3 separate regions of the Mus musculus genome follow, and all the other regions are linked to region 1. Evidence: chromatin loops called from intact Hi-C (ENCODE). Cell type or tissue: left cerebral cortex. All regions are shown on one strand. Region 1 holds the start of Yipf4 (Yip1 domain family, member 4). Region 2 overlaps Birc6 (baculoviral IAP repeat-containing 6). Region 3 overlaps Birc6 (baculoviral IAP repeat-containing 6).

The links. A loop is a pair of places that touch in the nucleus more often than their neighbours do. Peaks named below come from ENCODE experiments on the same cell type or tissue, not always from the same donor. Only the 100,000 strongest peaks of a DNase experiment are listed, where the experiment ranks them.
Region 2: it touches region 1 in a loop (2.5-fold over the local background); 2 of 42 quality-filtered maps call a loop at or near these places.
Region 3: it touches region 1 in a loop (2.7-fold over the local background); 2 of 42 quality-filtered maps call a loop at or near these places.

What each region holds. Positions count from the first base shown.
Region 1 is chr17:74,484,678-74,492,677 of GRCm38, forward strand. It overlaps Yipf4 (Yip1 domain family, member 4), which reads left to right and starts at 4,816. Exons shown (of 6, transcript NM_026417.4): 1 at 4,816-5,117; 2 at 7,669-7,828. The coding sequence starts at 5,039. It also overlaps the pseudogene Gm6476. In left cerebral cortex, no CTCF peak of the experiment used is centred here; DNase peaks (open chromatin) are centred at 601, 1,608, 3,177 and 4,798; H3K4me3 peaks cover 1,772 bases; H3K27ac peaks cover 1,249 bases.
Region 2 is chr17:74,640,451-74,648,450 of GRCm38, forward strand. Birc6 (baculoviral IAP repeat-containing 6) reads left to right here. Exons shown (of 73, transcript NM_007566.3): 46 at 1,183-1,358; 47 at 1,811-1,907; 48 at 2,042-2,236; 49 at 2,845-3,045; 50 at 6,019-6,298; 51 at 6,754-7,010; 52 at 7,267-7,375; 53 at 7,668-7,889. Among named protein-coding and RNA genes, the nearest start is that of Ttc27, 73 kb to the right of the region's middle. In left cerebral cortex, a CTCF peak has its summit at 4,678 (motif pointing left); no DNase peak of the experiment used is centred here.
Region 3 is chr17:74,627,990-74,635,989 of GRCm38, forward strand. It overlaps Birc6 (baculoviral IAP repeat-containing 6), which reads left to right. Exons shown (of 73, transcript NM_007566.3): 39 at 1,416-1,532; 40 at 2,971-3,125; 41 at 3,622-3,748; 42 at 6,807-6,917; 43 at 7,774-7,907. Among named protein-coding and RNA genes, the nearest start is that of Ttc27, 86 kb to the right of the region's middle. In left cerebral cortex, no CTCF peak of the experiment used is centred here; DNase peaks (open chromatin) are centred at 3,026 and 7,384.

The sequences.
Region 1 (8,000 bases):
GTAATGAGATCTGACGCCCTCTTCTGGAGTGCCTGAAGACAGCTACAGTATACTTACATATAATAAATAAATAAGTCTTTAAAAAAAAGAAAAGAAAATATCTCCATAAGGTTAAGTTGTAAAGAGGCCTAAAGGGCATTTTCTTAATTAGTGACTGATGGGGGAGGGCCCAGCCCATTGTGGGTGGTGTCACCTATGAGCTGGTGGTCCTGGGTTCTATAAGAAAACAGGCTGAGCAAGCCAATAAGCAGCACTCCTTCGTGACTTCTGTATCCGCTCCTGCCTCCAGGCTCCTCCTGAGTTTTTGTTGTGGCTCCCCTCAGGGATGGACGATTCCCAGGAAGAATTAACTGAAATAATCCCTTTCCTCCCCAAGTTGCTTTTGCTTGTGATGTTTCGTTGCAGCAATAGAAGCCCTAAGGTACACATATTTAAAAGAAGTGTCATATGAGTTCAGGGGCCTTGAAGAGGACACCAGCATCTGATCCCTGGAGCTGGAGGCACAGGTGGGTGTGAGCTTCCTGAACCGAGTGCGAAGAACCAGACTTGGATCTTCTGGAAAAGCAGCCAGTGCTCCTAACTGCCAAGCTACCTTCCTCGCCCTCATTTCCATACTCAGTAACATTTGCTAACACCAAAGGAAGAAACAAGAAGTGGGATGAGGATGTACTCGGTGGACTCAGTTGGTACAGTGCTTGGGTAGCATTTACACAGAGGTTTGGTCCCCAGCACTGCATAAACCAGACTTGACAGCACTTGCCTGTAATGCCATCATTGGAAAGGCACAAATAGGAAAATCAGAAGCTCAAGGTCAAACTTGGGTATATATGGAGTTGGAAGCCAGCCTGGGCTTCATTATACCATGTTTTAAGAGAAAAAAAATTACTTCCTGGGCAACAATGCATGCCTTTAATTCTAGCACTCAGTAGGCAGAATCAGGTTGAACTTAGAGGGTCAACCTGGTCTACAGAGTGAGTTCCAGGACAGCCAGGGCTACACAGAAATACCCTTGGAGGGAGGGAGGAGAAAAGAAAGAAAGAAAGAAAGAAAGAAAGAAAGAAAGAAAGAAAGAAAGAAAGAAAGAAAGAAAGGAAGGAAGGAAGGAAGGAAGAAAGAAAGAAAGGAAGGAAGGAAGAAAGAGCCGGGCATGGTGGCACATGCTTTTAATCCCAGCACTTGGAAGGCAGAGGCAGGCTAATTTCTGAGTTTGAGGCCAGCCTGGTCTACAGAGTGAGTTACAGGACAGCCAGGGCTACACAAAGAAACCCTGTCTCAAAAAAACCACCAAAAAAAAAAAAAAAAAAAAAAAAAAAAAAAAAAAAAAGAAAGAAAGAAAGAAAGAGAGAGAGAAAGAGAGAAAGAAGAGAGAAATGTATTCCAGCTCCTTACTGCTTTTTACTCTTAGTATCTTGTGGTTTATCACTAGTTTTGATGGATTTCTAACCTTAATGCCTCTTATATTTACTTCTCTCTCATTTCTAGACTTCTAAACCTAGTACAAGAATTGTGTATATATATATATTTTGGGAGACAGCAGCAGATGAATCTATGTGAGTTCCAGGCAAGCCTGGCTCTATAGAGAAACCCAAGTGAGCCAGAACTACATAATGAGATGCTGTTTAAAAATATTATAATACATCTCTATGAAAGTCTTCATCTTTCCATATGTATAGTTTTAAGTAATAGTTCAAAGTATACTTGGCTATATCACTCCCTTGCCTCGGGAAAAAGGAACTTAAACTCTTCGGAGTATCTATAGCCCCTCCTGAACCTCTCCCTCTCCTTCAAAAGGGTTTCACTGTCTCTAGCTGGCCTGAACCCTCCATGGAGACCAGGCTGACTTTGAGTTCAGAGGTCTGCTCCTCGGGTACGGGGAATAAAGGTGCTCTCCACATGCTGCTCTCTTCACAGTTACTTTTCTATGTACTTATGGGACTTTTCTCTACACCAATTTTTTTTCTTCATAAAAACTCCATGACTTCTGGTTTCCCAAGTCCAGTCAATCACAACACACACACCCTTACATATTTCTCTTACATTTCCATTCACCCTCTGAGTACCAACCTATTCCCTCCCGTAAGAAACATTCTCTAAATTCCTTTGAGGATATTAGAGAATATGCCTTCCTTTTGCTCCATTATGGATTCATTGTGCGTCATTCATGTCTGTTTCACAGTCCATCCTCAGAGCACTCCAAATTGGAAACTACTTTTATGTAGTTCGAATATTAAACTATATTTACTTGAGCATATAAAAGGGGGTAGGAGCTGGAGAGATGGCTCAGCTATTAAGAGCCCATCCTGCTCTTGCGGTGGGCCTGAAATCTGTTCTTGATACCCATGTGAGGCTGCTCACGGCTGCTTGCGACTCCATTTTCAGGGGCCCAAACATTTTCTTCTGGCATCCCAAGGAACCTGCACTCAAACACATGTACACTGTAAGGGTTTTTGCTGTGATTAGAGGGACAAGGGATACACAAAATAACACCATGCAAACAAAACAAAACAAAACAAAACAAAACAAAAAAACCCCTTACTGTTGGGAAGTCAGGCCTCTTTTTCGTGACGCCTCCTAGGCGCTCGGCTGTGTCAAAATGAAGCTGAACATCTCCTTCCCTGCCACTGGCTGTCAGAAGCTCATCGAGGTGGATGATGAGCGAGCGCAAGCTCCGCACCTTCTATGAGAAACGCATGGCCACGGAAGTAGCCGCTGATGCTCTTGGTGAAGAGTGGAAGGGTTATGTGGCCCGGATCAGCGGTGGAAATGACAAGCAAGGTTTTCCCATGAAGCACGGTGTTCTGACCCATGGCAGAGTGCGCCTGCTGTTGAGTAAGGGGCATTCCTGTTACAGACTAAGGAGAACTGGAGAGAGGAAGCGCAAGTCTGTTCGCGGATGCATTGTTGAAGCTAATCTCAGTGTTCTCAACTTGGTTATTGTAAAGAAAGGAGAGAAGGATATTCCTGGACTGACAAATACTACTGTGCCTCATCGGCTGGGACCTAAAAGAGCTAGTAGAATCCGAAAGCTTTTTAATCTCTCCAAAGAAGATCATGTCCGCCAGTATGTTGTCAGGAAGCCCTTAAACAAAGAAGGTAAGAAGCCCAGGACCAAAGCACCCAAGATTCAGCGTCTTGTTACTCCACGCGTCCTGCAACACAAACGCCGACGTATTGCTCTGAAGAAGCAACGCACTAAGAAGAACAAGGAGGAGGCTGCAGAATATGCTAAACTTTTGGCCAAGAGAATGAAGGAAGCCAAAGAAAAGCGCCAGGAACAGATTGCCAAGAGACGTAGGCTGTCCTCTCTGAGAGCTTCTACTTCTAAGTCTGAGTCCAGTCAAAAATGAGTCTTTAAGAGGAACAAATAAATAATGACCTTGAATCTTAAAAAAAAAAAAAAAAAAAAAAAAACCCCTCACTGGAGAGATGTATTGGAGGGTAGTTATACAAAAGGCTGCCTCTGATGCACAGTGGCAAGCTGTGAAGGCTTGGCCTATATAAATGGTATGGCACATGTACACAGGAAGACTACTCCACCTGTGGTAACAGTGGAAATAAATTGAATTTGGCCGCTGGTGATGACATGGCTGCTGTCGCTGTTAACAAAGCTGGGCTAGGGGAGTACCAGGCTAAGGAATGTGGGTGGCACTCGGTTTACCAACATACACACATATACAGAAGTTTAGAAAAATGAAAAGCAAAATTTAAGATTATAAACATAGACGAGTAACTAGGAAGTTGGTTTAGAGGTTAAGAGCTCTTGCTCTCTTGTAGAGACTTGAGTTTGGGTTCCCAGAACCCGCATTGGGTGTCTGCAGGAACCGCAGTTCTGAAGGATCTGAAGCCCTCTTGTGCCTTCTGCAGGCATCTGCACACACACATACCCTCAAGCACACACGCATAGCCTTTAAAAATAAAAACCGGGCTGGAGAGATGGCTCAGTGGTTAAGAGCACCGAATACTCTTTCAGAGGTCCTGAGTTCAATTCCCAGCAATCACATGGTGGCTCACAACCATCTGTCACGGGATCCAATGCCCTCTTCCTGTGTGTCTGAAGAGAGCAATGGTGGTGTACTCTTGTATAAAATAAATAAATTAATCTTAAAGAAATAATAAAAACGTAGGTGAATTTGCAAACTTTGGGTAGTTTATTAGGGAACAGATGAAATCAGCAGCAGGCAAAAAGCAAGGGCTTCTTTGCCCTAATTTATCCTTTCTGGACTGCTGCCTTCTTCATAAATTAATTTGGCCAGAGTACTTAAACCGTAGGTGGAAATTTACAGCTTTACAATGACCATTCTCCGGCCTCTTAATTTTGTTGATAAGGAGACTAAGCTTTGTCACGACACATAATTTCGTAAACATCCTATATAATTAATATATAGAATTATTGTGGCAGAATCTTGTGGTCGGAAATGAGGGGTTGAAGTCCTAAAACTTAAGTAGTTTGTGTGTGTGTTGTGTGTGTGTGTGTGTGTTGTTTTTTTTTTTTTCCTTTGAAAAAAAAAGGGCCTCACTTTTTTGCCAATGCTGCCTCGGCCTCTCTAGGAGTTCCGGGAATTACAAGCGTGAGCCATCAAACGACTAAGCTCTCAAATTGTGTTAAACAACAACGAAGAAGATATGTTTATAAAAACTCAAACAGGGAAAAAGGTAGACAGAATTATTTAAGTAAACAGCTGATGAGGGCGGAACAGAGATTTCAGAGGCCACTTCCGGTGTTGGAGTGGTTTCCGGAATCAACACAGAAACAGCCAATCAGAATCTTCTCGCGGGAGCCAATAGTCGAGCAGATTACAAACAGCCAATCCCGGCGGCGCTGTCACTGTTATGGTCCTGTCAGGGCCCCGGCGTCGTGGTGCTTGGGTGCTCGCCACCGGCTGGCCTCGGGTGCGACCTGGTCGGCAGCCAGAGGCTGCGCTTAGCTCGCGCGTCCCCTCCCTCGGCCGAGCCCGCGCCTCCTGGCTCGCAGGCCGCCCCTTAGCAGGTCGTCCCGGAGCCCCGGGCCCAGCCGCTCGTCAGCACCGAGGCCGGCGGGATGCAGCCTCCGGGCCCGCCCCCGGCCTATGCGCCTGCCAACGGGGACTTCACCTTTGTGTCTTCGGCGGACGCGGAAGGTGAGGCCGAGGCTGACCTCCGGGGCTCCGGGGCGGGGGGTTGGCAGAGCTGGGGGACTCCGCCCCTGTGCTCCCTGGGCCTTCCCGGAGGCCTCTGGGGACGAGGCAGGGTGCGGGGCGCCGGCGCTGCGGGCTGGGGTCCCCGGGTGTCCTGGTTCACCAGGGAACCCGCCGATCTGGTGGAAGGAGTTCTTTCTGAACTCCGCTCCGCAGTTACTCAAAAGAGTGAGGGATCTAAGGGAGAACAAAGTGGGGCTGTGTGGCTCTGCTATTAATAGGAAAACCTTCCCGACTGAGGTGACTTTTGGCAGGTTATGGAAAACTTACTTGAAAGGAGACGTGCTTTTATTTATTTATTTTTAATTGAACTTGATTTCTTGCCCAGATCCCTGGGTCCACACAGTTTGTAGTGTTTGGTCCCAGTGTTCAAAAAACTGTATTCAGGAGCATTTGAAACTTGAGGAATTCAACTTAGTGTTCCCAACAGTGTCTATAGACTTGGCTTGTACTGTTTGGAGCAAGCGACTGTGCTTGCTTAAAACAAAACAAACAACAACAAAAACAGGGAGAAAAAAAAAAAACAAAAAACGTTTCTACTGTGGGAAATTTCCCCCACCCCTCATTAGTTCAACTCCTTGTAACCTGGTTTTGGATTTTGCTTTTATTTAATCTTATTTACTTACCAGGGACCAGATTTTTGACTGCCCAATATGAAAAAACAAGTTGATTTCGATATAGACATGGAAATACCTGGTGATGAACCCCTTCGACCCCAGCACTTGAAAAGCAGAGGCAGAGAGATACCTGAATTAAAGGCCAGCTTAGACTACACAGTTATCAAGTTCTCTGCCTGCCGGGGTTACATACTGAAACCCTGTCTCAACAAAGTAGAAAAGAAATTTCAGTTTAAAGATGAACGTGAGTTTTCTCAGAAATCTGATTTCTTTCTTTCTTTTTTTTTTTTTTTGTCTTTTCGAGACAGGGTTTCTCTGTGTAGCCCTGGCTGTCCTGGAACTCACTTTGTAGACCAGGCTGGCCTCGAACTCAGAGATCCACCTGCCTCTGCCTCCCGAGTGCTGGGATCAAAGGCGTGCGCCACCATGCCCGGCTAGAAATCTGATTTCTATAAATATGATTTGTTTCTTTCTTAGTTTTTTTTTTTAACTCTTTCTTTGGTTTTTGTATTTTTTTTTTCATTTTTTAAAAATGAGACAGGGTCTCACCATGTAACTCTGTTTGGCTTAGAACTTTATGTAGACAAGGTAACCTCTGTCTCCCTACTTCAGGGATTAAAGGCATATACTACCTCATACAGCTCAGCCCCGATTTTAAATTTTAGTCTGAGACAGTCACACTAAGTTACTCAGGCTGGCCTTGAACTCAGCATGTGACCTAATATTGCCCTGAACATGCTCTCTTTCCTCAGCCTCCGGAATAACTAGATGTCCATAGTTTATGTCAGACAAATAGATAATGTCGTATCTGGTTTATGTTTGCAGGCCAGCAGAATTAACATTACCTGGCACATATCTAGATATAATCTCCCTTAATGTGGATTTATATGTTATCAGGGTCCCTGGGTAATTCATAAACACATTAATATTTTTAGAAGCTCTGGCTTAGAATTTCATAAAAGATTAAAAGAGAAGAAAAAAATAATTCCTAACTATATCAGAGACAGCCAGGCAAGGTGGATCACATCTGTAATCCTTTCTCTTGGGAGGCTGCGACAGGGGGACTAACAGCAGTTAAAGACCAGCCTGGACTAAAGTGAGACCTTGTCTCAGACAAAACAGCAACAAAATCAGGAAAATTTTATGGAGATGATATTACAAGATGTTTCCTATCAGATAATGGACTGGTGAGAACAGGATAAAAATTTCAGTGGGATGATATATGCTATAAAAAGTATGACTTAGAACTGACTGTGTAGCTTAGTTGATAATAAGCAGGAGGCTCTGAGTTTAATCTCTAGCAGTATGTAAATACAGTAGATGTGCTGATTCATCCTAGCATTTGGGAGGAGGAAGAGCAGGGAGGTCCGAACTTGAAGATCATCCTTGGCTAAGTATGAAATTGAGGTTAGCTTGGGCTCCTTGCCTTAGCCTCCTGAGTGCTGGGATTGCAGGCATGTTCCATTGTACCTGGCTTGCCGTTCGCCTCTTCTTTTTGTTTTGTTTTGTTTTTTTTTTCTCTGATTGTAAAATGAAAAGTAGTACAGTGTCTGTCATTGATAAATTTTTGTTTTGTTTTGTTTTTCAAGACAGGGTTTCTCTGTGTAGCCCTGGCTGTCCTGGAACTCACTCTGTAGACCAGGCTGGCCTCAGAAATCCGCCTGCCTCTGCCTTCCAAGTGCTGGGATTAGAGGCGTGTGTCACCACCGCCCCGCTTCAATACATTTTTTTTTCATTGATATAATTTGTAGATTATGTGTAATAGCACATGTTTTTAGAGATTGGCAAATCATAATTACTTGAACATATATATATATACATTTTGATTTTGATTTATATATCTCACCCTGGTTTACAGTTTTGTCTTCTCTCCTAAGATCTCAGCGGTTCTATAGCAGCTCCAGATGTCAAATTAAACCTCGGTGTAAGCGGAGATTTCATCAAAGAATCTACAGCTACTACATTTCTGAGACAAAGAGGCTATGGCTGGCTTTTGGAAGTTGAAGATGAGGATCCTGAAGATAACAAGCCACTTTTGTATGTGAAAGAACATGTAATTTGTGTTTTAAGACCTAATCTGTAGGATGCTTATTTTTTTTTAAAGACAGATGAAGAAAATGTTAGCCTTTTGGTGAAAAATAATAGAGATGAAATAGAGAAAGCTTTTGGTGAAGAACAGAGATGGCTCAGCAGTTAAGAGTGCTTCCTG
Region 2 (8,000 bases), 160 kb after region 1:
TACAGGAACTACACTATCAAAAATTCTGAGCCGGGCGTGGTGGTGCACGCCTTTAATCCCAGCACTCGGGAGGCAGAGGCAGGCGGATTTCTGAGTTCGAGGCCAGCCTGGTCTACAAAGTGAGTTCCAGGACAGTCCCGGCTATACAGAGAAACTCTGTCTCAAAAATCCAAAAAAAAAAAAAAAAAAAATCTGAGAAAATCTTAACAAAGTAACTTGATTAAGAAATTAAGATTAACTAGGCATTGTGGCCCAATGCCTTTGATTCCAGCACTTAGGAGGAAAAAGAAAAGGGTTCTCCATCAGTTTAAACTCAGCATGATGTAAGCAGTGAGGGTAATGTTAACTAGGGAGACCCTGTCTCAAAAAAGAGAAGAAAAAGCAGGATTAAGTCATCCATTTTAAGTCACTGTAATGGCTTCAGAGTATGAGAAAACAGCAAAATGTACCCCATTCCTGCATGCTTTTATGATACATGTGCCATTACACTTTTACATGTCAGTGTTTAACTTTTCTACCATTGGAAAATAAAAATTTTAAAGGGCTTTAACATAATGTAAGGCACTTTATGTCTGAAACATTTTCTGCCCACTAATACTCTTCCCCTTCTCCCACCTCCAATTTTATTTCATGAGTATATAGTTTACTTGGCTCTATGTTTACATCACCTGCATGCTGTGCTCCCAGGGGACTAGAAGAAGGCTCCAAATCCCCCTGGGACTGCAGTTATAGACAGTGAGGTACTTACCCTGAAAGTGCTGTTAATCAAAAGTGGGTCCTCTGGAAGAGGAGACAGTGCTCTTAATCCCTTTATTTTCTTCTTGATTCAGTGATGTCATTTAAAGTTATGTCCTTAGTCATATAATAGGACCATTTTTATATTAGCCCGCAGTGGGAGGTCTCATGTAAGACAGTACACCCAGTACTTTATTGGATACCTCTACAAATACTTAAATCTTTATAGGAGTCTGTCTGTCTGTCTGTCTGTGTGTGTTTGTGTGTATGCATATGCATGAACGTGTATGTGAGCACATGTGTCTATGTTTCTGTTTGTGAGAAAGTGAAGAGACTTATGTACCTATCCTTTAATGTTTTTTGAAAAATTGGTTTTTTTTAATTGTTATAATTTTATTTGTTTTTATGTATGTATTTTACAAAATGTATAATCTTCTATTAAACTAGGTGCAAGTGGCTTACATCTCACCAAACATGAGAACTTCCATGGTGGGTTAGATGCCATATCAGTTGGAGATGGATTATTTACCATATTGACAACACTTAGTAAGAAAGCCTCTACAGTCCACATGATGTTGCAGCCAATCTTGACCTACATGGCCTGTGGATACATGGGCAGACAAGTACGTTCAGTCCAGCAGCTGCTGCAGTAATTTAACAGTTTGATGGTAATGCAAGCAGAGAATTACATCAGACAGATGAACAGTATCCATGTTCATGGGCAAAGTAACTCTTAGATTTTACTTTTAATAGAAATTGAAGAATAAAATTTCATGATATGGTCTTTTGAAAAATGACTACAGAGATAAAGTCAATATTTATATTCTGGAAAGGCTCACTACTCCTTTCCCTGAGATAGCATCTTTAACTAGCAGGTTGTTTCCTGAGATATGACACAGAACTACTAAACATGGACAACAAAATTCTAAAGGGTGTGAGGGTAAATTTTCATTCTAATACAATGTTTTCATTAATTCCTTGGTCATTCCTATAGTGTCATTTCGATCATATTAAGAAATCGAGTTGTCCAGATTCACAGGGACTTAGAAAATCATGTTGTGTGTTTACTTTTTAGGGCTCTCTTGCTACTTGCCAGTTATCTGAGCCATTGTTGTGGTTTATCTTGAGAGTGTTGGATACTAGTGATGCATTGAAAGCTTTCCATGATATGGGTAAGAAAAAAAATCTCCTATGCTGTCATTCTAGCATGGTCCTTTCAGCTAACATTGTGGCATGGTCATTTTTGTACTCTGAATCTTCACTTGTTTCTAGGATTCTTTTCATTTAGTATTCTTTGTGAATTTAGGTGGAGTTCAGCTCATATGCAATAATATGGTTACCAGTACAAGGGCTATTGTGAACACTGCAAGAAGTATGGTATCAACTATTATGAAATTTCTTGATTCTGGACCAAATAAAGCTGTTGACAGCACTTTGAAAACAAGGATCCTGGCCTCTGAGCCTGACAATGCAGAAGGAATCCATAACTTTGCACCACTTGGTAAGATAGTGGTTATGCCTCTTACTATGACTCAGCTCTGTGTTCTGATGAGGTGAAGCAAAATTAGTTGTGGACACAAGTTGAAACTAGATTAGTACAATTTTAAATAAAAAAATTCCTTTTATAGGCTGTTGGGTCCAAAACATTCTACTAAGTACAACATTTTTAGGTCAGTTCTCTCTTCAAATGTTAATCACCTTAAAAGGACTTAAACATTGATATGTTTTACATTTTTAATTTAGGTGTTTATTCCTTCATACTGCATTTCTTTCATGCTTTTCTTATTGTTGTTTCATGAACATCTGAGAAATAAAGACCATTATTTTCATGGTTAAAGAAATTATAGTCCTCAAGAGTTTTCTACTTAATTTAAAAATTACCCTAGACATGTGCTCACTAATGGTCACTTGTCCTCTGACTAATAGTTGACTGGCTATTTTGGGACTACTGTTGATCATCATGCTTGGTGACTGACAGTGTAGCTATTCCAGCAGATGTTTATTTTCTGCTGGTTGTTATAGCTTCATATGGTATCATCTGAGTATTTCTCGTGTTCTCCTGCATCCTTTTCACACGTTTGCATGCTGTTTCCCACTGTTTCCTTGTAGGTACCATCACTTCTAGTAGTCCTACTGCCCAGCCAGCTGAGGTGCTCCTGCAAGCCACACCGCCCCATCGAAGAGCTCGTTCTGCTGCTTGGTCCTACATCTTTCTGCCTGAGGAAGCCTGGTGTGACCTTACCATCCACCTTCCGTCAGCAGTGCTGCTGAAGGAGATACACATTCAACCTCACCTCGCATCTCTCGCAAGTGCGTACTGTGAGGAGTGCTGCGAGTGACAGGCAGGGAAGACCGGAAGTGCTCTCAGCAAGCCCTCCTGTGCTCACCTTTGGTGTTAGGTCATGGGTACATGTGTTTAATCGCTGTGGGCTCCCTCCCTCCCTCCCCTCCTCCACCCCCCCCTTCTGTATAATTCACTTGGTTCTTAATTGAATATATTTTATCAGAACATTTTAAGGTAAATTCCTTAAAATACTTGGAAAATCAGTTCCAGATTAAGTAGAGACAGATTTTTTTTGTAGAATATTCAGTAACAATGCTTGATAATATTTTTCCATTTAAAGTCACTTAGCTTCTTTCAGCATACTCACAGTTTATATTGAGATGGTCACATTCATTTGTGTTCAATGTTATTCAATTGAAAACCTTGGGAGATTTCATAGATTTTTAGTATGTTTGGAAGAATATTTTTATTTTTAAGGTAGACTATAATCTAGTTATATTCAAACTATTACCTAATCTCATCCAAATAATATAAGGTGAACGTCAGACATAATGTCATGTCCCTGTAATTTCATGTCATGGGAACATGAGGGAGGACAGTTTTGAACTTGAGGCCAGCCTGTGTTTCCAGATGAAATAAAACAAAAATAGTAACATACCCAGATGTCCCTCAACAGAGGAATAGATACAGAAAATGTGGTACATTTACACAATGGAGTACTACACAGCAATTAAAAACAATGAATTATGAAATTCTTAGACAAATGGATGAATCTGGTGGATATCATCCTGAGTGAGGTAACCAATCACAAAAGAACACACATGATATGCACTCACTGATAAGTGGATATTAGCTCAGAATCCTTCCTAGAAGGGGGAACACAATACCCATGGAAGGAGTTACAGTGACAAAGTTTGGAGCAGAGACTGAAGGAACGACCATCCAGAGACTGCCCCACTTGGGGATCCATCCCATAAACAACCACTAAACCCAGACACTATGGCAGATACCAACAGGAGCTTGCTGACAGAAGCCTGATATAGCTGTCTCCTGAGAGGCTCTGCCAGTGCCTGACAAATACAGAAGTGGATGCTTACAGCCATCCATTGGACAGAGTACCGGGTCCCCAATGGAGGAGCTAGAGAACATACCAAAGGAGCTGAAGGGGTTTGCAGCCCTATAGGAGGAAATTTAATATGAACTAACCAATATCTCCAGAGCTCCTTGGGACTAAACCACCAATCAAAGAAAACACATGGTGAGACTTGTGGCTCTAGCTGTATATGTAGCAGAGGATGGCCTAGTCGGTCATCAATGGGAGAAGAGGCCCTTGGTCCTGTGAAGGTTCTATGCCCCAGTATAGGGGACTGCTAGGACCAGGAATGAGAGTGGGTGGGTTGGGGAGCAGGGAGAGTGGGGAGGGGATAGGGGATTTTCGGAGGGGAAACTAGGAAAGGGGATAACATTTGAAATGTAAATAAAGAAAATATCTAATTAAAAAAAAAAGAATAACGGGCTGGTGAGATGGCTCAGTGGGTAAGAGCACCCGACTGCTCTTCCGAAGGTCCGAAGTTCAAATCCCAGCAACCATCCATAATGAGATCTGACTCCCTCTTCTGGAGTATCTGAGGATAGCTACAGTGTACTTACATGTAATAAATAAATAAATAAATCTTTAAAAAAAAAAAAAAAAGAATAACATATACTAAAACCTTACTTTAGCAGGCCATAAACTATTTTAAAAGACAAAGTACTGCTTGACAGGGTAGCATAGGCCTACCTTCCTATCTACTTAGTCTTCAGCAGGAGGATTTACAGTTGAGTATCTGCATGGGTATCTTGTGAGTAGACAGCTAGAGAAACCTAGTGTGCAGATAGAAACCGAGACGTGATCTAGTGGCATGGAGTCCTTTCCTAGTAAGCTTTGCATCAAGCTCTAAGCTGCAGTTCAAGTATTGCGATCTGAAATGAGAAAGCTTTTGTTTGGGAGGAAAACAGTTTGTTTGAAAGTGGATAGATTTTGCCTGTGAGAATTTGGAACTCAAGTACAGTGTGGGTAGAGAAAGCTGGTATTTATGCATTCTTAACTAACAGATAACTTTCTGGTGGTTTAGGGCAGGGACTCAATATATGTTCCAGTGAAAATTGAATAGATTTATTATTAAATGGTGGTAGAAATTTCAGTTGTTTGATTCCTTAAAGTGTATTGCTCATGTAAAATACAGCCGTTATTAGTTTCTTGAAAATGTTTTTGAAGTTACAGTTTACAAACTTTAAAAAAATTTCTCTAACCCTTAATGTAAGCCTGCCATTTAATTGACAATTAATAAAATTATACTTAGTATAGAAATAAACCAATTTTTAAGATTTTTCTTTGATAGCTATGTTTGCCCCATAGGCCTCTGTGCTATGCAGGGAGCAGAATGTCCCATTAGGAGTTTCCATTTGTTACCTCACTGGCACTCCTATGTAACAAAAACTGTTTTACTCTTAAAATTTGAAACCGTTTGGTTAAGATTTAAAATGTAAATAAAAGGCGAAACTAGTTGTGATGTTAACAGTGTTGCAAATCTTACAGTATTGAACCGATTGGTAATTACTATTCTGGTCTTCTCAAGTTATTCTAAACAACCAATCTTAAAACTATGCTATGTTCATGACAGTTTTGGTAGAAGAGGAATAGGAAGTAATTGCCCTCTAAGTTGCTTTATTTTACTTTTTGCAAGTATGTAATACATACACAACTGATATAAGTTACTTTTTCCTTAGGTGAATATTTCCATATTTATGATTATTTTAATTGTGGGAGGTCATATTTTTTAAAAACATGCAAAGTGGTGATGAATGCTAGTGACTGGTACTTCTTGTTATAGTTAGTGCTTTCTGTAAGCTCATAGTGCATGCATCTCAAAGTTGCCAGATTAGTGCCCTTCATCTAGAGTACTAGAATATAGCATCTAGTTCCCTTTTTTTTACTGTTCAGTTTTCTCTTCCTGCAGCCTGCCCATCGTCAGTGTCTGTTGAAGTAAGTGCAGATGGTGTTAATATGCTCCCTTTGTCTACTCCTGTTGTCACAAGCGGTCTCACCTACATAAAAATTCAGCTTGTCAAAGCCGAAGTAGCTTCTGCTGTCTGCCTCAGACTCCATCGTCCTCGGGACGCCAGCACACTAGGCCTCTCACAGATTAAATTATTAGGCCTTACTGCTTTTGGTACCACCTCATCAGCCACAGTTAATAATCCCTTTCTTCCATCTGAAGATCAAGTTTCTAAAACAAGGTATATATATTTTTTACTTCTTACTCTTTTTTTCTCTTATTCTTAAAAAATGCTTTCTGGGGTTGTTTTCAAATTATTCATCCTAGCCAGAGGTGATGGTGCACATCTCTAATGCCAGTACTTGGGAGGCAAAGGCAGGTGGTTTTCTGTGAGTTCCAGGCAAGCCTGGTCTACATAGCTACATAAGGAGACCCCACCACCACCACCACCACCACCACCACCACCACCACCACCACCACCACCACCACCACCCCACCCCCACCCCTGCGCTCCACCTCCCCCAAATCACCTTAGTAAGTTGTTCTGTAGGTGCTTATATAGTACCTATTTCTGTTAGGTCTAATACAATAATTTTGATGAGTATAACCATGAATTAGTAAAGTTGAGATTTACGGAAAGCATCTGCAATAATTTGAGCTACTTATATTACCATACTTGTCCTTTGTATGTTTCAGCATTGGATGGTTACGGTTATTACATCATTGCCTTACACATATAAGTGATCTAGAAGGGATGATGGCCAGTGCAGCTGCCCCTACTGCCAACCTGCTGCAGACTTGTGCTGCCTTACTGATGTCTCCATACTGTGGGATGCATTCCCCCAACATTGAGGTTGTGCTGGTAAAGATTGGGTTGCAGTCCACTAGAATTGGCCTGAAGCTTATTGACATTCTCCTGAGGAATTGCGCAGCATCAGGCAGCGATCCTACAGGTGACTCTTGACTTTGCTCCTGTAATTTTTACACACCTACACAGTAAACATACGTGAACAACATGATGTTGGTAATTCTTTCTGAAATGAATTTCTCTTAAAGCTTTGTTATTTTTAAACCTTTTCATATTTTACAGGTGACATAATTTAAATATTCAGTGAATATAACTTTTATATTCAGCGAATAACTTAAAAAATATATCTTTCCATGTAAACTGGCTAATTTAACAATGTTTTTCTTTTTTCCTTGGCTAAGATTTAAATAGCCCTTTACTTTTTGGAAGGCTGAATGGACTGTCCTCTGATTCTACAATAGATATTCTTTACCAGCTTGGTACAACTCAGGATCCTGGAACTAAAGACAGGTATACTTTGGTACTGTTTTTTTAATTTAATCACAAACATGATTTTGTGAATTGGAATTAATACTTTTTCTTCAGAAAGTCTTACAAATGTTTAAACGAATATATCTATCAACATCTATTCATATACTTTATATAATAAACAAAATAATATATGTATAGACATATTTTTAATGCTTTTGAGCTAAAACGTATTTGTAGTCCGTATTACATTGGTAGGAATACTTCACATGTAAAGATATTATTTATATCAAATTTCAGTTGTGGCATTACTGGTCTTTCTTAACTTTTTAAGAATTCAGGCCTTGCTAAAGTGGGTCAGTGACTCTGCAAAAATGGCTGCTTTGAAGAGAAGTGGCAGAATGAACTATATGTGCCCGAGCTCATCAGCTGTCGAGTATGGTCTTCTCATGCCATCCCCCTCTCATTTGCACTGTGTAGCAGCGATTCTTTGGCACAGTTATGAACTGCTGGTGGAGTATGATTTGCCAGCACTGCTAGACCGAGAGCTCTTTGAGTGAGTACGAGTGAAATCCTACTCTTGTGTATGCTATATTGACTGTATATTTCCATTTGTTAGGTATAGTATTGTGTCTGTTTCTGTAGTTTACTGCTTTAGAGTTGATGA
Region 3 (8,000 bases), 140 kb after region 1:
GCTCAGTCTTAGGGAGGAAACATTCAGTTCAGTTGTAGCTCATGGCCTCTGACACGCATGGTATATTCAGCAATAGGGACTCACTTTCCACTTACAAAGGCAATAGCAATAGTTTTTATGTTTTAGCAGTCTCTGGGACAGCCTTGACTAACAGCTCAAAGAAGGCTTCCAGTGTCTGATAATGGGGTTTTGTTAGGTGGCCTTTTAGAGAGTGTAGTCTCAGCCCAGATCAAAATATACATTTAAATAGCATATACATATTTATCCACAGTATTGCATTTAACTTTTTTATTAAGGTTTTTTAACCTTAATTGTGTGTGTGTGTGTGTGTGTGTGTGTGTGTGTGTGTATGTGTGTGTGTGTGTATACAAGAGACCAAAACCTAATATGTTTCTAGAGAGGTTTTCATTAAATTTTAACCTGGTCCTTGATTTTCTCTTTTAATCAGGTACTTATAGTTTATTATTGTCATTCATTTTTTACTGTAAGCAATAGGTATATTATTTATAATTTTGATCATTTTCATGTATGTTATTAAACATAGTCACTAAAATACTTTGATTTAATTGGATATGTTAGTTTTCTCAGACATGACTGATAGGACTCTATAAATGGCCTCTGGCTTTATGAGAAGTTATTGTTCCTCTTAGAGAGAGCTTTTTCTTTTTCTTTCTTTTTTTTTTTTTTTTTTTTTTTTTTTTGGTGGTTTTTCGAGACAGAGTTTCTCTGTAGCCCTGGTTGTCCTGGAACTCACTTTGTAGACCAGGCTGGCCTCGAACTCAGAAATCCACCTCACCTGTCCTTGCCTCCCAAGTGCTGGGACTAAAGGCGCGCACTGCCACGCCCGGCTTAGAGCATTTTCTAGTTCTTGGGCAAATGGTATGATGTTGCCTCAACTTCATCCTTTTCTACTTTTGCTTGTATTTGAAAGTTAGTCTCTTCTATAATTACTATATTTTAAATTTTGTTTAAAGAAATCAAGATTTGAATTATAATTATTAGTGTCTTAATGGTATTATGTGAGTGTCTGTCTACACATTTATCTGTACCTAGTATGATAAGCTAACATTTATTTCCTTATCTGATAATCTTCTGTTGATGGTGGTTTGTTGTTGTTTGTTTGTTTTTTGTTTCCATCTTCCCTCTGGGATGGGGAAGCCATCTTCCCTTCTTTCGTGTATTTCCTTCCACTCTCATCATGTCACCGATTTATTCCAGTCTCAGTGCATTCATTTCCCATCAGAGCAAGTTGTTTTGTTGCTCAGATGCTCTCCTTGGTTTTAGTCCTTGGTAGCACACGCCAGCATTTCTTTTTGTGAAGTAGAAGCCTCTTCTGGGATCAGATGTTTACACATTTCTATAGTATGGAGCCCATGAGTATTAACTTTTCAGATATCTCCTCCTCCCTTTTGTAGCTTTAGATGCTCGTCTAGAAGTTGGTCTTGAACAGCAAGCAGAACTTATGTTGAAAATGATGTCTACTCTGGAAGCAGACTCCATCTTACAAGCATTAACAAATACATCTCCTACCTGTAAGTTTGATTACAATTCACATGCTTTCAAGGGGTCATTGCTTTTCTGAATATCATCAAGGACAAGTTTAAAATTCTCTGTGGTAAATTTGAAGGTGCTTTGAGTGTATGACTTAACAACATGTAACTTGGTGTCCTGGTATGAAATGACTGTCTCATGAAGTGACCACTTCAGTCCAGAGACCTAAAGCGGATTCCTGTTTATGTGCTGCTGTGACGTTAAGGAGACTCTAGGGAATGCTATATATTTTATTATATTGATTCTACATCCATGACACAACACGACTTTTTAAGTATTAGCTTCTTTATTTTGAAATACTAGGCTGATAATATAAGTGAAGTGTCATTCAAAGGTCTCCTAACCAAATCCAGAATTGAGAGGCATCACATTCCAATTACAGCAAAAGAAAGGCAATCTTTTTCCTAATGGTCTGGACAGAGACAGGTGATCTGCCAGAGTTGTGCCTTCCTGGTGTTGATGTCTACCCCGCTTATCAAAGACAACATTAAGTAGTGGTGTTGAGTAGGAGGAGCTAACAGTGACATTGTCTCCTTAGGCATACATGCCATTTCATTGTTTCCTAGGCTGAATGAAGGAAGACATGTAGATAGTTGGAAGAAGAGAACCCACAACATATGGTCTTCCTTTTGTAAATAGAAAGTTCACAATATGCATTTTTTTTCTTGCTCACAGAAGATGAAGGAATAGAAGGGGACAGATCCTATTAGTACATAAAAAACATTGTGCAATAGCTCTCATTTAATGTAGGAACCACATTTATTGAGCTCAATCCCCTCAGAACATGAAACAGTGTAGGATACCTTCAAGATCCCATTTCATTATTGATTGGGAGCCTTTTAAGAATCCTTTCTGTTTTCAGTGAATCTTTTGCCCTTGCTCACTGTCCTTCACCCAGGTGTGTTCCTTTTTAGTTTAATAATACTCTGAATATAACATACATTTCTCCACAGTGTTCTTACATTTTCTATTTCCCATAAGTAGATTTTCATTTTATTAATTCTTGAAAAGCTATGCGGTCAGTTCTAAGATGCAGTCAAAGTTAAGAACGGATGAACTGCAGGTTGCATGTCTGGGTTGGTGCCAGAGCACTTTTCTAGAATGCTACGCCCTAAATTTAACAGCACAGTAAAACACAAAGGCATGCACTTTATATATTGCAGCGTTCTAGAACGGTTTTCTTTATAATTAGTAAAGGTTTTCCTTTCACTAACTTTGGAAAAGTGAGAGAGATTAGTGTTCTAAATTTGCGAGTTTCGTTTTCTTGTCTTTAGTTTCTAATAATTCCTAAATTACTATTATAGAACCATTGTATACAATTTAATTTTAACAAAACGTTATAACCTATTCTTGTCTGTTTGTTAATTCACATGTATTCCGAACCTTGCTCATAAAGTGGTACTTTTGTTTGATTTTCAGTTTCACAATCTCCAACTGGAACAGATGACTCACTTCTGGGGAATTTACAGCCAGCAAACCAGAACAGCCAGCTCATGATACAGCTCTCATCTGTCCCAATGTTAAATGTTTGTTTCAATAAACTCTTCTCCATGCTTCAAGTCCATCATGTTCAGGTAGGACTTTAAAGGAAAGTAATGTATTTTGACATAGTTTGACATAATGGTTTTTATTGGATGCAATTGAATGCAAGTTCATATGTGACCTGACCATGATGGTATCTTTATTATAGTTGGTTGAGAAAAATCTTAGGAATATTTACTGATTCCCCCCACCTTAGTTGCCAGCCATTTTTTATTTTCATGAGTTTAAGTATTGGTACTTTTTCTGCTTTATATTGTTTATAACCCTGTGGTTTAAAAGAGTTAATTCCCATTTTTCATTGAGGAAAACATGGGGTTTAAAGGGAATTATATATTTTAATTCAGTTAAAGTATAATTTATCAAGAATTTTAAGATATGTTTGCTTGCTGACCTAGTTAAAATAGCTAGGAGATAATGAGAAACAAGTTATTTACTCATAAGGTTATAAGCATAAATATTTTTGTTTGAATGGTCCTTCATACATTTTCCTCGTCTTAGTTTTCTTTCCTTTATTTGTATTTTTTTAAGTTGGAGTCACTTCTTCAGTTGTGGCTCACATTGAGCCTTAATTCTAGTTCATCAGGGAACAAAGAGAATGGAGCAGATATTTTTTTATATAATGCTAATCGGATACCTGTCATCTCATTAAATCAAGGTAAGGTTTTTTGTTTTTTGCTGGAAATCCATACTGTAATTAAAATAGCAAATTGTTAAATGAACATAATTAGGTTAAAATGTACATTATCTTTATTGTTAGGATTGTGTTATTTTGGTGAAAGAAGTTCTTTGGCTTGGGTGTGATGGCATTCGCCTTTAATCTCAGCATTGAGAGACAGAGGCAAGTGGAGTAATGACTTGAGGCCAGCCTGGTCTGCATAGTGTGTTGTTGGCCAGTTGGAACTATAGTGAGCCCCTACTTTAAATTATTTTTAAAATAATGAATTGTTTGTTTTTGTTTATTTGAAAGCTCAGTATTGAGACCTGGCTAATGTTTTAGTCAGGTTGTCTGGCATGGGTTTTAGGCCAGTCTGGGTCTACATACTCTATAGTGAGAACCTGTCTCCAAACCAAAACAGAACAAAACAAAAAACCTCCTCATCCCCCGCGCCTCCCACTTCCCACCTCCCTCGCTCGCTTCTCTCTCTTTTCCTTCTCTTTATTCTCCCATTCTCCTCCCCTCCTTCCATCCATAGTCGCGCACACACACGTGTGTGTGTGTGTGTGTGTGTGTGTGTGTGTGTTTCCTGTGTGTGCAGAGAAAGGATTAAGGTATCCTATGCTGTCACTGCCTTCCTTATTCCCTTGAGTCATTTTGTTACTTCACTTGAATCTAGGTAAGTAAGCCAGCAAGCCTCAGCAATTCTGCTGTGCCTGCTCTGATCCCAGGGCTATAGGTGCACCTGCACCTTCAGCTTGTTACGTGACTTCTGGGCCCTTGAGCTCCGACACTTAGATTTGTACAGCAGATACTTTTACATGCTGCCCTCTCTCTGCGGCCTGTTTGCATTAATGTATCTTTTTTCCACACAGAGTGTTTAGTTCCTGTGACTCTGTTCTGTCTTTCTACTTCTGTTGTGGATTTTTTTTTCCCTTTCAGTAAGAGTTTTCCCTCCTAGCACCAGAAGCTCATGTTTGGGTGACTTCCCAGAGGTCTGTAGGTCTGGGAATGCACCTTGCTTATTTGTTTACCTGGATACATTCAGAATCCGGACGGACACGCCACACCTTAATTCCTTAGTTCAGCATTATTTTTGTCTTAATTTTTCTTTTTTTTATGCATTTAAGTAAAACTTATCTCTTTCTGGGGCACTCACCCTGTGTCCCTTGGGTTCAGCAAAATACCAACTCCAGCATTGTAAGGGCAGGTGATATACATTGCTTCTTCAGAGCTGCATCTTGTTGATGTGTGGATACTATTCTAAGTGCTCTTAAACAGGAAAATTTGAAACTTTTTCATGATTTTGTGAGAGAATAGCCAACCATTTTCATATTACCACAGAATGCTACTAAAAGTGGACTTTCGGGCCCTGAAGAGATAGGTCAGCAGTTAAGGGCATTTATTGTTGCTAAGGACCCAGGTTTGGTTCCTAGTCACCTTCATGGTGTCTTATAACCATCTATAGTTCATCCAGTTCTAGGGGATCCACCACACCTCTTTGAACACCAGGTGCACATATGATGTGCAGGCAAAGAATCATACACATAACCTAAACAAATCATAAACACAGAGAATAAAAGCTGAGCTGTTGGGTTTTGCGTTTCTTCCTTGCTTTTGCTCCTCTTCCTCTCCTCTGTCTTCCTTCCCTCCCTCCCTTTCTCCTTTGTCCTTGACGAGCTTTGTAGCCTAAAAGTAGAAGCACATGTCACTTCTCATCTCTGTGGTGGGTTTTTTTTTTTGTTGTTGTTTTGTTTTTTGTTTTTTTGTAAAACTATTGTGTAGATACTTAGGCTTATCAACATTTAATTAGATGTGACAAGATGAATATTCCCCATGGTTCTGTTTGTTGAACTTGGAAATTTTTTCATTTGTGTCAATTAAATGGTTTTGGTTTTGGATTTCAAAGTCCATCTTGTTGTTTTAAGCTTTTGGCATTCCAGCTCTTCCAAACTTCCTTCCTTAACAGCTGTCAACAGCATCTCTACAGCATGTTTTAAAGGAAGGGTTGGGCTCTGGTTCTCCAGTCTGCTGTATTTGATGGGCACTGTGCACTCGGAGTAACTTCTTACACTTCTCCAGCTGCTATCACTTCTCTTTGTCTGTGTCTCTTAAGTTTTTTCAGTAGTTTGAGTTTGCTCTTTTCTTCTGAAGTCACGTTTTTGATTGGTCTACAATATCCCAGATTTTTTGGTCATTTGTTTTTATTTTTTTCTGTAAAACTACAATTTTAATTTAAAATCTACATCATTTTAACAATAAACAATATTCTCTCTCTCTCAAAAGAAAACAGGCATCATTGTCTTTAATTAACATAGGAATTAGAATAAGTCTTGGAAATACCACTAGAAGTATGTCAGGACCCACAGACTTGTTGGGGAGTGATGCATGAAAAGTCAGTGGGTGTCTGTGCAACAGGTTAAAATGCTGACGTATAAATATGAATACAGATGCAGATATCATCTGCACAATTGTTTTAGTTAGATATTTTCTTTATTTTTTATTTACATCTCAAATTTTACCCCTTTCCTGGTTTCCCCTCTGAAAATCCCCTATTCTCTCCCCCGTCCCCCTGCTCACCAACTCACCCACTCTCGCTTTCTGGCCCTGATATCCCAGATTTTTTCAGGTGCCTTTTTATAAGATTTTTGTTCTGAAGAATGTTGACAAATCACATTGGATAAAAAGTCCATCAGATTTGTAATGATAACATTTCATTGTGTGTCACATGCTGAGCTTTAAACTTGTCTTGTTACTGAGTTCCTACACTATGTCTGTGCTCCTGAGTGTCTGCGTGTGAGTGCATTGGGACCCACAGAGGTCAGAAGAGCCATCAGCTTTCCTGGAGCTACAGTTAATGCACTGGTGATCTTGTGGGAATCCCACTGAGCCTCTCTCCAGTCCCCTTGTTGTCAGCCCTTTGAGTTTTATTTTAGGTAGTGGGAATATTTGAAGATATGAGTTAATTGTGAAGAAATAATTTATATTTTGTTTTTAGTCTTTAATAAGTATTCATTTATCCCAACTAAATATATTTTTCCTTTCTTTTTCTATGTAGCATCAATAGCTAGCTTTCTCACAGTGCTAGCTTGGTATCCAAATACTTTGCTCCGGACGTGGTGCCTTGTGCTTCATAGCTTAACACTCATGACGAATATGCAGCTTAATTGTAAGTTCAAAATGTGTTTATATGGATCTCTGTCATATACTTTAAGTCATTTCAGAAAATGAAATATTCACCTAAGGATTTATTGCTTTTTTTTTTATCTCATTCTTTTTTAGTCTCTATTTTATCAATATTTGGATGATTTTATATTTATTTAAACATAAGTTTATTTAATAGAATACCTTACACTAATATTTAAAGAATTGTTCTACTCTCTGACTTGTATTGTATTTCCCATCTGACTCTGTGCTGCTGAAGATTAAGTTAGTGGGTTTCAGAGGATGCGTTACTTACCACAGTTGACAGAATGGAACCTGTGCATGACAACCGCATAGGTCTTGCCTCAATTTATCTTAGAGAGCTGAGTTAAAAAGTGAGTGTATCTTTTTCTGTTTCTGGAAATGGATCGTTGTGACTCTGCCAGAGGCCATTTGAGATTTAGGTCCTTCCCACTGGTCTGTGTACCAAATAAAGATGTACTGGTATGCTTTCACAATCTGAAGGGAGGTGAGAGGAGGAGACATGTGGTAGATGAGAAGCAGAATGCTCTCCAGTCCGTCTTCTGAGTAGAGATTAGGGAACCTGGGCTTCTTTCATGTGAAACATACTCGACTGTATTCACGATGCTCTTTTTTCCTTTTGCTGTGCACGGCTTTGAACTCTGTAGCGCTAGCAGTTTCTCTTGCCCCTAGCATCCTCAGTATCTGGGATTATTTGTCTGCACCACCAGCCCAAGAGATTGAATCTGTTTTAAAAAGGAATGTGGCATTATTCTTTGCAATGAAAACTTACATATAAATACATTTCCTTATTGCTAGGAGTTATTCATCCCTTTCCTTTTTTTTTTTTTTTTTAATAGCTGGTTCCAGCAGTTCTATTGGAATTCAGGAGACTACGGCTCATCTGTTGGTTTCAGATCCAAACCTTATTCATGTGTTAGTGAAATTTCTTTCTGGTACCAGTCCTCATGGGACGAATCAGCATAGCCCACAGGTAATAAAGTGTTTAAATATTGATGTATATGTTCATACCTCTCAGTAAACAGATAATTAAAGTAGCCTTTATGACAAACAGATTGTAAGCATT